Regions from separate parts of the Mus musculus genome. Here region 2 is linked to region 1. A link is a loop called in an ENCODE intact Hi-C map of the cell type or tissue named here. Cell type or tissue: gastrocnemius. All regions are shown on one strand.

Region 1 (8,000 bases):
TGGCACCGGTCTTTAAACCTTCCACCCGGAAGGCAAGGCTGGAGGATCTCTGAGTTCGAGGCCAGCCTGGTCTACAAATCGAGTCCAGGACAGGCAGGGCTACACAGAGAAACCCTGTCTCGGTAAACAAAGCAAAACCAAACGAAACGATTCAGGCCAATGCTAATACGTAAAGGCAGAGTAAACCAGGGGCTCTTCCAACCATCCAATGTATTCCTTTAGGGTGGAGCAAGTGGTGCTAGCTATGATCAGGACTCTCTCTGATCAGGCATTTTCCTACCTGGTTACATACAACAGTTCTCCGTCAAAAGCTTTTCCTCACTAGTACGACACCTTCTGACTGAATCAAAACAGTACACCTGGATTTCTTATGTGAGTGTTCGGCGTTTGTTAGAGACATGTGCATACTTACTTCCGTCCACTTTCGCAGTTCAGGCACGATCCTATTAGGTGCTAGAATCTGCACAGCTTGGATGTGGAGGGGAAGCCCACCTCTGCAGCTGTGCGGAGGGAATCACCCAAGCGGGGGTGGGAGCAGGGGGGTTATGACAATCAGCTCTGTTGGGACGGATCACATGTCCTGTGAGAATTCCCTCACCCGTGCTCCTGCATGCAAGCCAAGCAAACTCATTGTGGTAGCCCGAGCTAGATTTGGAGGGATTTGCTACTTTGGCCTGAAGTTGGTGCCCTATAAGGATGGATAGATATTTGATCACATCTTCCCAGGAAAATTCACACAATGTGGTACGTGCTTCTACTAGGCTAGGTAATTCTCTGGTCTCCTACTCCAATTGTGTGGCCCTGAGAGTTGCGTCCGAGGAACACTTTGACACCTTCTCAGAACTCAAGCTTGAATGATCTTGCAGAACGAGAAGAACAAAACGTTCTGTTCACTATTAAACGTTTTTGCGTTTTTGGCTCATCTTAGATGATGACTTCTTTTGATTTGGGCTGCTAAGGTTGGTTTTCTTTGAGTGTGAATGTCGTGTGCGATGCAAACTCGACAGTTTCACTTGATGGTTAATCTCTGAGACGGTGCAATGCCTTTCTCACTAGGGTTCTGCAGCAGGTGGGTTGTTTGTTTGTTTGTTTGTTTGTTTTGCTGTTTTGTGTCTGTTGGCAAAACTTGAATCAGAATCATGTTCAAACACAACTGGTTAGCAGTGGGAGTAAAAGGACCTTTATCATTTCTGGAACATCAGATTTGATTTTAGTTTTTGTAAGTACATGAGAAAACAAAACAAAACAGAAAACCCCAAACAACAAAGATTCCATTCCATGTTTGACTTTTTATTTATTATTATTATTATTATCATTATTGGATTTTCGAGACAGGGTTTCTCTGTGTAGCCCTGGCTGTCCTGGAACTCACTCTATAGAGGCCAGGATGACCTCAAACTCAGAAATCTGCCTGCCTCTGCCTCCCAAGTGCTGGGATTAAAGGTGTGTGCCACCACTGCCCAGCTGTTTGACATTTTGCTACAATTTTCCTATTTTTTTTTTTCCTTTAAGGCTTACTAATCCCTTTCCATCTTTTTCTCAAAGTGAGTGGTTGGCGATCCTGGAATCCCTGTCTTTGCATTCCTCTCTGAGTTCACAATATTGTCTACACTACTAAGAAACAAAAAGTAGTTCACAAATGGATGTGGACATTTCAGTTGAGGATGGGTAGCATGGCTCTGATCTTCAGAGAAGGAATAACTGGTTTCCAGGGACAATCAGACACTACTTTTACTGTGCAAGGAATAGCAGGGAAAACCACTCATGTTAGAGACACAGCCTTCCATTCACAGAAACTGCTTTAATTCTGGTCTAAGAAACATTTTACCTAATTCAAATAATTCCCTGTTAATACCTTCCCCTTAAGTAGCCAGATTTGTCAAGAGTGCTATCTGAATATTATTAAATTATTGAATTCTTTGGCAGCCTTTGTGGCAATAGGTTTTTCTTTTTTGCATATGTATTTTTTGAAATTATTTTACATACAATGTATTCTGATCAGTGTTTCCTCTCCTCCAGTTCCTCCCAGCCCCCCCCAACTCCCCACCCACCAAACTCAGACCCCTTTCTCGCTCTCTTTTTAGAAAACAAACAGGCAACCCTCCCAAAAAAAAATACCAGAATGTAAAAATTTAAAAAGGGAAAAAGCACAACACACGCGCACACACAACCTTATTAAAAACAAAAAAATAAAAAACTATAATATATAAACAAAAGGTCAGTAAGAGAAAGTAACAAACAAAAACAAAACAAAACAAAAAAAAAAACAACCCACATAAGCGATATGAAACAAAAAAAAATCTGCAAAAATACCTTTTTTTACAGATACCAGTTTTTAGTACCCCAGACTGGCCTCAACCTTTTGACAATACAACTCAACTTCCTGGCAGAGTGTAGGGATTGCAGATACGCCACCGTTCCAAACAAAGCAGGAAAAGGAAAAGGACATTTTATAGAAAGGGAAATTTCCGACTTTTAAGGAGTCACTTCTGAGAATAAAACATGCAAGCGTTTACTTTTCTCTGCGTAGACTTTGACACCAAAGAGGCTAAAAGCAGAGTGACAGGCCAGCAGCTGCAGCCACGTGGTTTCAGGTAACCGCGTTCACCCAGCTGCCTAACCCTCTTCCTTGTGGCCTCAGCGCGTTTCTATTTTAAGCACGTTGGTAATTGTTTGTCTCAACCCTTCATATTTTTTCTGCAGGTCTTTTTTTTTTTTTTTTTTTTTTTTGCATCTTCGAAGGCTTCTCCTTATCTTTGTTCAGATACAAAGAGCAGCGCCTGTATTTTCATATCGCTACCCACCATCAGAATCACGCCACACGGTCCTTTTGCTGAGTACACTGCCGACCAATCACTGCAGATCGAAATAACCGAACGTTTAAAAAGCATCAGTTGAAAAGGAAGCTACAAATGGAAGTTGGATTATTTTGTTTTGTTGTTTAACAGCTTAATTTGTAGATAAAGAGTAAAGAGAGAACGCAGTAGAAAGAGTTGTAGCCTGCTCTCCTCCGTGAGAACAGCGCCACCGTCTGGATTCCCAGGGTTTGCTCAGTGAACAAATTTAGGAGGTTTGTATTCGAGTGGCGTGTAGGTAGAAAACCTAAGGTTTTGTTTTGCTTTTATATTAACATCTATCAATTCATTCATTTGCGTTTTGGGAAAAGAGTGCTTTATTATTTAAACCGTTTTCTCCCTGAGAAGTTTATAAGCTAAAAATAACAATTTTACTCTCCCTAGACAGATTTGTGTATACTGTATCTCTCAGAAATTGACTGTAGTAGTACCAGATACTTACATGGCTTCTTTTATAGGTCCTATTATTATAAAATTATTATTTCAACAGGGATTAATTTTGTATGTCCTTCCTCAGTATGTTTTCTCCAAAACTGCCTGATCGTAACTGCATGTTTATTAAGTTTGAAGTTTTGATTTTTTTCTCAACACTAGTGATTAATTAGGCTGCACAATAAAAAAAAAAATCAGTCCCATGAAACTGAAATTTTTGCCAAAAAATTCTAAGCACATAAAATCACTACTGACATCATTATACATAAGTTAATTGGAACACCAAAATATGGCACATATAAATGCATACATATGGTTCTATACAATAGTAAAAATTCTCATTAGTATGCAAAGTAATGCAAATTCTAAGCTCTTCTCAAATTGAAAGCATTATAATATTTGCCAAAATCCTTATTATTCCCATGAATGAACAGAAGAGCTTATCTGAACATAAAAAATGGCATTCGCCGCTGAACAATCGCTTTTCTTGTATTGTATTGTATTGTATTGTATTGTATTGTATTGTATTGTATTAGGATGTTTTAATCAATGGCCCTTCTTGCCATTGTTTTTCATAATCAGCCTTAACATGCTAATGTTCCATTCAGTTGCCAAAATCAGTCTCATCCTACACTGAGCCACGTGCTTCCCCTAAAGTGAAGCCAAGAACAACTGTTTCATAGAAAACAAAGGGTCAGTCCCCTCCGTGGTGGTGTAGGAGGCTGTGGGCAGACAAGCATCTTCCGGGTCTAGTCCTCCCGTTACTTTGTTTCAGTCTTAGTCTTGAAGATGTTACCCACCCGCTAGTTTACTCTGTAACCTTGTCTCCCCCCATCATTCTAACTCTACTAAGCCTATGTCCAACACTGAGCACTTACAAAGCTTGCTGTCCAGTGTGGTTCGTATCTGTTCATCCATCTCATTAGAACTGAAAGAAGTGGGTGCCATTAGTTTTCCTTTTCTGCAGCCCGAAGAACAAAGAGATGGGATCCGTTTTCCCTGAACCACCGAGTTATTAAGAGTCTGCCATGGATGCCTTAATGCTCTGCTGCTTCTCCTCTGATGTGAAATGGCGACTCACTGTGGCCTTTGATGCCGAGCACCACTTTGCATCTTACTATTGTTTAAATGCAAGCATCTTCTAAATAATGACCAAATGATTTTTGTAAGCTTTTCCTGCTCCCACAACCCTCTGCCTCCCGCATCTGCTAGTTTTTGATCTTGCATGCACGTATTTAAATTGTTCTTCCTTCCAAAGTCATTCATATCTAAAACCTACTTATTGAAAAATCAACTATGTAATTTATAAACGATTATCTAATGCTTAAGCTCTATGGTCCAAGGTCAGCATTATCAAAACGCATGTCGCGTGTATGGTTTGAACCGGCAACTCTGCTTGGTAATCTTTTCTCTCTCATCATCCATGGGCTAATGCTGCTTAACCCGGTGGACATGTTCATTTCATCGTTTGCAAAAACAAAACAACAAAAATATAATGTATGCTCATGGGGTACTCCTATAAGAAGTAGGAGTTACACTGTCATTAAAAAGAATGAGTCTCACAGAAGTGTATGCTCACAGTCAGCTAATGGATGGATCACAGGGCTCCCAATGGAGGAGCTAGAGAAAGTACCCAAGGAGCTAAAGGGATCTGCAACCCTATAGGTGGAACAACATTATGAACTAACCAGTACCCCGGAGCTCTTGACTCTAGCTGCATATGTATCAAAAGATGGCCTAGTCGGCCATCACTGGAAAGAGAGGCCCATTGGACACGCAAACTTTATATGCCCCAGTACAGGGGAACGCCAGGGCCAAAAAGGGGGAGTGGGTGGGTAGGGGAGTGGGGGTGGGTGGGTATGGGGGACTTTTGGTATAGCATTGGAAATGTAAATGAGCTAAATACCTAATAAAAAATGGAAAAAAATTAATCTAAAAAAAAAGAAAAAGAATGAGTCTCCCAGCTCTGACACACCCAGGATCTCAGGATTGCAGGATCCCAGAATCACAGGATCACAGAGAAAGCTTGACTCTGAGGAGTTCTGACACAACCAGGATCGCAGGAATGACAGGCTCCAGTCAGATATAGTGCTATCTCCAGGTAGCACTAGAGATAACCAGATGGCAGGAGGCAAGCGTAAAAACATAAGCAACAGAAACCAAGTTACTTGACATCATCAGAACCCAATTCTCCCACCATAGCAAGTCCTGGATACACCATCATACCGGAAAAGCAAGACTCAGATCTAAAATCACCTCTCGTGATGATGATAGAGGACTTTAAGAAGGACATAAATAACTCCCTTGAAGAATACAGGAGAACACAGGTAAACAGCTAGAAGCCCTTAAAAAGGAAACACAAAAATATCTTAAAGACTTATAGGAAAACACAATCAAACAGGCAAAGGAAATGAGCAAAACCATCCAGTATCTAAAAATGGAAATAGAAACAATAAAGAAATCACAAAGGGAGACAACCCTGGAGTTAGAAAACCTATGAAAGCGATCAGAAGTCAACAGAATACAAGAGTTAGAAGAGAGAATCTCGGGTCCAGAAGATACCATAGAAAACATTGACACAGCAGTCAAAGAAAACACAAAAATGAAAAGGCTCCTAACCCAAAACATCCAGGAAATCCAGGACACAATGAGAAGACCAAACCTAAGGATAATAGGTATAGAAGAGAGCGAAGATTCCCAACTTAAAGGACCAGGAAATATCTTCAACATAATCATAGAAGACAACTTCCCTAACCTGAAACAGAGATGCCCTTTGAACATACAAGAAGCCTACAGAACTCCAAATAGACTGGACCAGAAAAGAAATTCCTCCCATCACATAATAATCAAAACAACAAATACACTGAACAAAGAAAGAATATTAAAAGCAGTAAGGAGGAGGGGAGTGGGGTGGCCACACAAGCCTCCTGCCGGGCAGAAATTTAAGAGCTGTAAGCAGAATGATTTCAAGTAAAAGGAGAAAGCATGCGAGATGGTGCAAACCTTAGCACCGGGCAGCAAGGTGGCCTCGAGGTAGCATATGGCAACTAGGAAGCAAATTCTCAGCCTGGCTTCTCCAGCGAGGACTTGACATATGAGCCCAGCCATCAGAGTCTCCTTCTGAAGGAGTGGGGCGTGGTGACTGTCTCAGAGAGTAGTGAGTGCTGAGAGCCGAATGAATTCACACTTGTCTAGCAACTGAACTCCTATCTAATATTTGCCACCATGCTGCAATAGAACAGGGGAAAATTAAAGTATTGTACAAGAGATAACCAATCAGAACCAGGCGGAAATACATTAGTGTTCCATTCTGCTCCTTCTAGCAACAGGTAAATGGTAAAATTGATAATAATGATGGCGGTGGTGGAGATAGCAAAGAATAGGACATAATAGAGGGGAAAATATAAGTAGATGAATCCATAGTTTTAATGTGAAACGTCCCTTTCTAAACATGGCCTCAATACCAACATCTTCAAGGCGACCCCTCAAATACATTAGAAACCCCATTGCTCATAGCTCCCCCAACCCTCCCTCCCCCCCCCCACCAGAATCCAAAGCAATTAAGGAAGGAGTGCTTGATCTCAGGCCTAGTGAAAGAAATGCAAATGGCCGTGAGTGCCAACGCACAGGCCTCCGGCAAGAGTGGAGGACAGGGCCACAGCCGGAGGGCATTGCCATTGGAGAATATTCCCTGGAGAAAGATTTGGCATTGTGCTTTCAAACCTTTTTTAAAAATGTAGGTGCCTTTTGGCCTGGCGAGTCCATCATCGAGAAGTTTTTCCTGCGGGGAGGGAGTGGGGGAGCCCATCAGTTGAGTGTAGAATGCAAGAAGGCAAGCCCCAGATGTGTCCTCATGGAAGACAGAGGTGGAAGTACTTGAACATTTACTAATGGGAAGTTGAGCAATTTATGAGACATCCAGAGAAGTCATGCCATAGGAAGTCCTGGTGCAGTTCCATTTAGTCATATGGAAAGTGACAAGATTTATTTTAAATAGGGAAAAAAAAAATCAGGTGGCAAGATACTGTGGATTAATATGACTTTGTACTGTCGAAGTGTTTGTTGAGTGTGGGCACAGAAAAAGAACGTGTGTGTATGTGTGTGTGTGTGAGTGTGTGTGTGTGTGTGTGTGTGTGTGTGTGTGTGAAAAATGAATAAAAGAAAGAAAGAGAGAGAGAGAGAGAGAGAGAGAGAAAGAAAGAAAGAAAGAAAGAAAGAAAGAAAGAAAGAAAGAAAGAAAGAGAGAGAGAGAAAGGGAGAGAGAAAGAAAGGGAGAGAGAGAGAGCGGAGGGGAGGACCTGATATATGTAAAAAGGTATGTATAGTGGGGAGACAGGTTTCCTGTAGTTATGAGGGAGAACAGAGATAGAGACATCTGGGAGGATCCAGAGTGAATGTGACCAGCAGTCTGAGCCAGGCCGGGTGAGGAGAGGGGAGAGGAGGGGGGAAGGGAGAGGAGAGGGTAGAGGGGGGCGATGGGAGAGGGGAGAGAGGGAAGGAGAGGGATGAGAAGGAGAGAAGAAAGAGAGGGGAGACCAGGAAACCAAGGGGGGTGTCAAAGAGTAAAAAGAACCATGTAGCCAAAATGGCTTGATTATATCGAGCAGAGCTACTGGGGGAAGAGCAGCTCATTCCCTGGGCTAGAGAAGTTTAGACTACGGGGCTGGGTATGCCAGCCAAATCCTGTAACAGGTAGACTTGTAACCTGTGGAG
Region 2 (8,000 bases), 410 kb before region 1:
GGCCGAAGGGCAAAGAGTCTGGGATCTGTGTAAGCCTACTGTGTGCTCAGCCATTTGCCTGACATCCAAATTAGATTTCAACCAGTAACATAAGCCTATTTTAGGCCAGAGTGGATTTGGAATCATGTATCGTATTTATCTACAATTGGAAACAGATAGATACTTGTTTCACTGAAGAGATGTGTTAGGTTTCAGGAAGGGAGAGAAGGAGAGAAGCTCCTGTTGTTTGTTTGTTTGTTTGTTTGTTTTGCCATTTCATTATTTCGCTATGAAATGTTTTACGAAAGTGTAATGAAACAATTGTTTGATACTTAGCACTTGACTTGTCTCTTGTCACAATTGTTTACACACACACACACACACACACACACACACACACCAGCACACACTGGCACACAGACACACTCCGTATACCATCTCTGTCTTCTCCTCTCACCCCCTCACCTCTCCTTATGTTTAGAGTTGGGAGTTTACTTCTAAGGCGCCAGTCGTTCTTATTTAGTAATGCATACTGTTAATTGCCAGTCTTCAGTTCTTATCTGAATCTCTCCAACTTTCCCAACAGTATCCTTCATAGAGTTTTTGTTTGCTTGCTTGTTTTTGTAATTCAAGATCTATTCTAGAATTCTTCTGGAACCTGGTTTTCATGTATCCTCAACTTCCTTAGTGGGAAATGAGTCTGTAGCATTTGTCTTTTATGACAATTAGAGAGTTAGAGCCCTACCTTTTTCTTTTCTTTTTTTAAGAAATGGGAAATATAAAAATGTTTGGCTGCACCTGGTAAAGTTCTAATATTGATCGACTCAACACTAAATCTTTTTATTTAATATTATGAAGTATTTTGTGCGCCTATGATCTCACATGTAGAACATAAACAGAATCAAACAAAAAGAATGTTTAGAAGCTTGTTTTATTTATCATTTTCTAAGTACAAAGGTTTTTCTAAAGAATTGGATTTACAAAGGGCTCTTCATAAGATTAAATTGATTGGTGTTTTCTCTGTTGCCTGGAGACCAAACTTATTGATCTAGGCTTCATTACTTTATAACTAATGTGAAGGGGAAGGAAACAAAGAACAGGAACGGAATAGACTATACAAGCTTGTGGAGATTAACAGGTCGGTTGTTGTCTGATATGTTCAGAGAGAACTGCACTAGGCTACGAAAACCGGAAATGTCACCTTGCCCTTTGAAATGTTTTAAAGAAGCCAAAGTAGAGTTAAAGTATTAATCCGCTTAACAAATGCCGAACAGGTGAGTGAGAGAACAAGGAAGCCTTAGGAGAGTGGGGGCAAGCCAAGGGCTCAGAACAAAAGCCCAGTATCTTCAGTGACCCATTAATGTCCCAGTCTGCATCCTTATCTTAGAGGCCATGTAACTGTGGGAGGCAATTTCTATACACAGGTGACCTTCTCTTTAGGTCTGGTGCTCTTGGAGGTAGAAAGGGCAGAGACAGGAAATGCCAACACCCCAGGAATGATGAGGGAGCTAGAGGCTGACAGCGCCAGAGTTAGGAAAGTCTGCCTGACAGAAGCTGGTAACTCAGTTGTTGTGGTTTCTTACTGATTGTAACTTAGGGAAAAACCTCATCATTGCAATGATTCATGGATTGAGTCATTTAAAAATATGTGGAAAAATGTATACAGACGGTTTGTGACAAATTTAGAAAGGTTAACAGACCACGTGTAGAGATAGATAGATAGATAGATAGATAGATAGATAGATACATACATACATACATACATACATACATACATACATAGAAAGATAGATACATAGAAAGATACATAGATAGATACATAGTTGGATAGATATATAGATACATAGAAACATAGGTAGATACATAAATACATAGTTGGATAAATAGATACATAGTTAAATACATACATAGAAACATAGAGATATATAGATATATAGTTGGATAGATATATAGTTGGATAGATAGTTAGTTAGTTAGATAGATAGATAGATAGATAGATAGATAGATAGATGATACATACATAGGTTCATAGATAGGTACATAATACATAGATAAGTAAGAGATACATTGACATAGTTCATATATTCATATACATGACAGAGGGAGTCTCTGGATACTTACAAACATATTTTTGTCCTCCTAGGGAAGAGAAAGAATAGTTGAAGACTAAAACAGGCTGTGGTAGGGTTGCCAAGCTTCAAAGAAAACAGAAGGGTTGGGCAATGCCAGTGCACTAAGATAACCTTATTAGGGCCCTTGGGAAGACTACTAGAATAAAACTACCTGAAGTGCAAAATTAAAGTGTTACTCTCCTTTGATCGTTATTGGCTCTTGTTAATGGCCAGGCATCTCAACTCTTCTTGCTTTAATTCACCCTTAACTTCTTTTTTTTCTCTCTTATACCATACTGTATGTATGTTTATACAAAACCTTATTCACATTTACCATACCATGTGACCTCAGCACACTCGTACTACTGGGTGTGTCATCCATCGGTCCCTACTGGATGCCGTCACTAAGAACACATGTTGGGCAATACCGCCCCACCTTGTCTGATGGTTTGATGGTTTGGGCTTTGCAAGTCCAAACCTAAAGAATCCAAACACTACCCATGAGATTCTTCTTCCAGAACACGGACATTTGACTAAATACGTTTGGGAAAGGGGTGGGATTCATACTGTTGTTTTAAATTAGCACTCACCGGTAAGATTGTGAACTTTTCCTAAACTGGTCTATTGACACAAATGATTTGTAAACTATTGCTATTGTTTACCAGAATTAAAAACACACAGCATTTCCATTTCTGCGCTGTATATGTACTATTAGGTAGGATGCAGAAGGAGATACACCCAAGTCAGCTCATCACAGCGCTCTGGAAAATACATGAACATGCAAACCAAGTTCAACTGCCCATTGACTAGATAGTGGATTCATAAAATGATAACAGTAAATAAAAAAATTCCGTGTAGCAATGAGAATGAACCCACTGTGTTTCATATGACAAACATACGTCTTATAACATAATGCTGAACATCAGAAGTGCCCAACAAGAAATGCACATTGAATCATTTCATTCACATAAATGCCATGGAGAGACAAGCTAGTTGATAAATATTAATCCACCGTGATATATCAAGGGCAGTGCTGGCAAGAGACCCAAGGCAGTGCCCAGGAGGAAGCACACAGGGTTTCTTGGGTATTTTACTAGATTTTCCTTTTCTTAAAAAAAAAATGCTGGGCAGTAATTTGATGGGTATTTGCCTTCGGACAGCTCAATGACCTGTAAAATTGTATAGAGTGTTTTGTGTTCTCAAAACAACATTTTAAAGACATAACGGGGCCAGTGAGATGGCTCAATGGGTACTGATGACCAAACCCAATGGCCTCATTCCATCCCCAGACTTACATCGTGGAAAGGGAAAAATCAAGTCCTGTAGATTGCCCTCTGATCCCCTGCACACACACCATGGTGCATACCTACCCACACACATAAATAAATATGGGAATATAAAAATAGGAAAGAAGCCAAGAATCAGCGTGATGTTTCTTATGCACAGAGAGGGTGTCATATAGAAATGTCCCAATATTTCAAGGTTAAAATTCAACTCTAAAGAGTCAGACTTGGAATGAAAAAGTTTCAGAGATAACTTAAGCCGGTGGTTCTCAACCTCTGTGTTTCGCAATGAAAATATTATGCCTGGGGTCACCACAACATGAGGAACTGTGTTGAAAGGTCTCAGTATTAGGAAGGTTGTAAACCACTGGCTTAGGCTTATATACTTCCGTTTATGTGTGTACAAGGGACATTTAAGGATAGTCTAAGTCAGTTTTTAAGAGATCTGTTAGTAAATGCACATTTAAAATGCTAACCATCAAGAAGGCAGAGCGACATAACTTAATTGGCAGGCTCGGTCTTAGTTGTAAGTAAAGTTATAGCATGTTTTACAATAAATGCCTTCGTAGATTAGATGCTACATAATGCTATTAAAGATGTTCTTTGTAAGTCAAACATATCTAACCAGAGGGTTTTGGTTGCGGTGGCACTGAGGAGTTGGCTCAAGCACGCAGATTTATCTGCCTCTGAGTCCCTATGATGTTTCAAAGCTCGGCAATCCTTTACTTGTAACTAAGCAAAGGTGACAGATAAAGGTGACAGATAAACGAAAAAGCCAAACAAAGGAGCGTAGAGTTGGCCTGGAGAGAGAGCTGTGCCCGTCTTTGCAAGCTCGCCCGTGGCCGTTGTTCATCAGGGCTCTACCTGCGTGGGCTAATTACGAGCACTGGTTATGACAGTCGGCGGCGCAGCAGCTGTAGCTTCCGTCTCCCACGGTGTTTCTGTGTTATCCGTGTGCTTGTGCTCCTGCACTGCCACGCCACGAGACGCCAAGCCAAGGAGAGTCCTCTCTAGCACCCAACAAATGTTAAAACTGGAATAGTCGGTCACCGAAGTCCCTGAAGGACACACCCTCATACTGTGAGCACCAGATTTAGTTGTGGATGCAGGACGGCTCAGCTTGCCTTACCAAAGATGCCAAGGAGCCTCAGGACCTCCCAATCTCAGTCCACATTCATTGACTGCTTTCTACAAACACTGAGCTGAAATATTTTTTCCCAGGGCTGCGGTTCTGGCGCCCTGTTCTTTGTCTTCCACGGATACTCGGCTTGCAGCTGCCTCAGCTCCGTTTGACCCCCGCAAGCACTTCCGGACATCTCCAGCAGGTGGCTCAGCTACGCTCGGTAACTTGTCCATTCTCAGTGATTACTAAGGCAGTCTCCTGCCTCCTACCCTATGTGCGCTTCATCAGCCAAGGGCACCCTCACCGGCACTGTCCTCTGATCGATCCGACCCTCTGGGGTTTCCAGGCTTCTCTAGAGAAAAGGAGCCTTGTCTCTTTTGAGACTATGTCTGTTAAAGTCCTATTCAGTCCAAACTGTTGGCACGCTAATGTCTCAGAGCTGAAAGCGATCTCTTTCGGGCTTTAGTCTGCCCCACCACCACACTGCACCTGTTTAGTCATCTATCCTATGGGGACTATGACTTTCCCCTTTGTCTCAATCGAGCCTCTGAAACCTCCCCTCTCCCCAGCTTTGGAACTCTGCAAGCAAAAGTTTCCTTGGTGTCACCAAACTGTCTCCTCAGTCAGTCGTACAAATGTCTCCTACAAATGCCCTGGATGGGGTGCTTGATTTTAAACCTGACATTTCAACTTGGATGGTTTGTGTGAAGTCTCAAAATGTCCATGAGCATTTCAAGGTTAGGTAGTTTGCTGGTGGCCTAGCCTATGAATGCCTGGCTACTGTAGGGAAGTCAGGACTGGCCCTAGAGTGGAGCAGGCTCGGTGGTACTTCCCTGGTCCACCAAAAGCAGGAGGGCAGGACTGTGGGCTTGCTCAGCCACTTTGGAAGTAACATTATCCAGTTAGCTCCGGTTTTGCGCCACCTTCTGTGTCTAGGCTTTCCCAGCACAAGCCTACTCACGAGGTGGTTGCTAGTTTTTCTTCTTAAGCCAAACCATTAATGTTTATCAGACCGATATTTTAAATTACTGCATCTGCCTTTATGCCTGGCTCTCCTGGGAGCCTTCACAAGCCTACAGAGCTCAGCGGGCATGCCCGGGCTTGTGCAGATTTCACGAGTGTTTACACTAAGGAAAATGCTGTCCTGGGTGAAAGACAGGCACAGCAGGTGACCTCTCTCCTTGGCTTTTTATGAAGAGTCGTGTCCCTTAACTATTAAATTTAAAAGGCATCATTTTGTGTTGGAAATCCATTAAATAGTGGAGGACACCATGGGTGTGAGAGAAACCATACAAAGAGGGCAGTTTATTTGATGCACACGGGGTCATCTTATGAGAATGAAGGTTTTTTGTTCCTTGTTTTGTTTTTTTTTTGTTTGTTTGTTTGGTTTTTTTTTTTTGGGAGATGCATATATTTTCAGGTAAATCTCTGCTCTGGGCAATTTCTCACGGAGGAGACATGTAATGAATAAAACAGTAGCGTTTATGTGGTTTTGAAATTGCTCAGACAAGCAGTTATTTATTTACTTTGTGAGTTAAACACCTGCTTCTGGATTGAGGCAGGCAGGGGCTTCCCTGAGGGGACTCGGGGGTCTTGGGGTGGGGCGGCTAGGAATGAGCCTTCCTTCTAATGCTGCTCGGCATTCTAGGACAACTGATCACAGCTCGCTTCAGTGGGTGAGGGCCAGAAAGCAAATTACACAAATCTGTCCGCTAAACCCATTAAGTCCAGAAATTAAATAAGAATTAGGCTCGGTAAATAGAGAAAGGAGGGCTTACTTTAAGTTGATTGAATCTTCTAGCAAGGCATAGTCAAGTCAGCTGACCCTCTAAGCCCCCTCTACTGGCAACTGTCAGAACTGTGTGGCTTGAAAAAACAGATTTTGAAGTGGCCTTGCTGGGGTGTTCGTTATGTGTTGTTATTTTGAGAATTCAAATCTTTCCCTTTTAATTTCAGCCATAGTTTTTGCATGATTATCTTGATCTCATAATTTCTGCTTAGGTTCTGGAAAGGGAATGAATAATTCATCTCTGACTTACAATTCTTGAAACTAATTATTGGGGGGAGGGGGAAAGATAAGAATTTTAAAGAGATTGCCCAGGAGTAGGCTAATAAGTCACTTAGGTTTCTGCTCTGTTTTGTTTTGATAATTTGGCCTGCTCAGTTAACTAACATTCATTGGTTCTTTAATCCCGACAATATTCACCCGAGGAAATCAAACAGCTTTTACATGCATGTCTCTGGTCCAATATGTACTTCCCTTCCCTTCCCTTCCCTTCTTCCCTTCCCTTCCCTTCCCTTCCCTTCCCTTCCCTTCCCTTCCCTTCTTCCCTTCTTCCCTTCTTCCCTTCTTCCCTTCCCTTCCCTTCCCTTCCCTTCCCTTCCCTTCCCTTCTTCCCTTCCCTTCCCTTCCCTTCCCTTCTTCCCTTCCCTTCTTCCCTTCCCTTCTTCCCTTCCCTTCCCCTCCCTTCCCTTCCCTTCCCTTCTTCCCTTCTTCCCTTCTTCCCTTCTTCCCTTCCCTTCCCTTCCCTTCCCTTCCCTTCCCTTCCCTTCCCTTCCCTTCCCTTCCCTTTCCTTCCCTTCCCTTCTTCCCTTCCCTTCCCTTCCCTTCTTCCCTTCCCTTCTTCCCTTCCCTTCTTCCCTTCCCTTCTTCCCTTCCCTTCCCTTCCCTTCCCTTCCCTTCCCTTCCCTTCCCTTCCCTTCCCTTCCCTTCCCTTCCCTTCCCTTCCCTTCCCTTCCCTTCCCTTCCCTTCCTCAGCCTCTGCCTCTGGATTTCCCAACCGCCCCTGTACCTGCTGCCCATTGCTCCCCCCCCATACCTGCCCATTGCTCTCCCCCAACCCCTGTACCTGCCCATTGCCCTCGGGGGAGACTCTGCATTTCTTTCCCGCCCAGGCCAGCCAGCACCACTTGCTTCTGAGTCTACAGTTTAGCATCTTACCTAATTGTCTTAGTGAGTAAGCGAAGTCTTGATACCAGGCCATAAACAGTTTGCCAACCAGCTACCTTCTTGGGGCACTGGAGATAACTTCGTGAGCATGGTGTATGTTTCGGAGGCTTGGAGAACGCTCCATTTTCAAACAGCCCATGGCCTGCAGTTGCCATACCAGACCTGTGAGGACTGTGAGAACTGACCGAGTCAGCTTCACTGCAGCACCCAGCTCCGAGGGCCTCTGGCATTTCCTTGGCTTCGTGTAGCAGGGTGCAGCCAGCCTCTTCTGCTTCATGTGACCCAGAGGACACAAACAAGGCCATTCATTGAAAAGCCCAAACCTCAGTGTGGCTTTCCTCCCCACACCAGCATGCCTGGCAGGTTGTCTTCTCGGAGACTCTTCTCAATCTCTCTCCTGCCACTACAAATACCCCAACTTTGAAAGTTAGCTAGGAGAAGGTTGGGGGGAAAGGGAGCAAGGATGGGGGACAGGGGCTCCTTAGTTTCAAAAACATTTCTGGGATTAGTTTTTTATGATATAGCTTTCACTAAAAGAGGTTATTTTCCTAGGT

The links. Peaks named below come from ENCODE experiments on the same cell type or tissue, not always from the same donor. Only the 100,000 strongest peaks of a DNase experiment are listed, where the experiment ranks them.
Region 2: a loop joins it to region 1, with 3 times the contacts of the local background. A loop is called at or near these places in 7 of 42 quality-filtered maps.

Annotation. Positions count from the first base shown.
Region 1 is chr15:96,538,272-96,546,271 of GRCm38, reverse strand. No RefSeq gene overlaps it. Among named protein-coding and RNA genes, the nearest start is that of Gm32406, 35 kb to the right of the region's middle. In gastrocnemius, a CTCF peak has its summit at 3,030 (motif pointing left); a DNase peak (open chromatin) is centred at 3,022; H3K4me3 peaks cover 830 bases; H3K27ac peaks cover 294 bases.
Region 2 is chr15:96,950,291-96,958,290 of GRCm38, reverse strand. No RefSeq gene overlaps it. Among named protein-coding and RNA genes, the nearest start is that of Gm32840, 90 kb to the left of the region's middle. In gastrocnemius, CTCF peaks have their summits at 4,692 (motif pointing right) and 6,354 (motif pointing left); DNase peaks (open chromatin) are centred at 4,324 and 4,694; H3K4me3 peaks cover 916 bases; H3K27ac peaks cover 436 bases.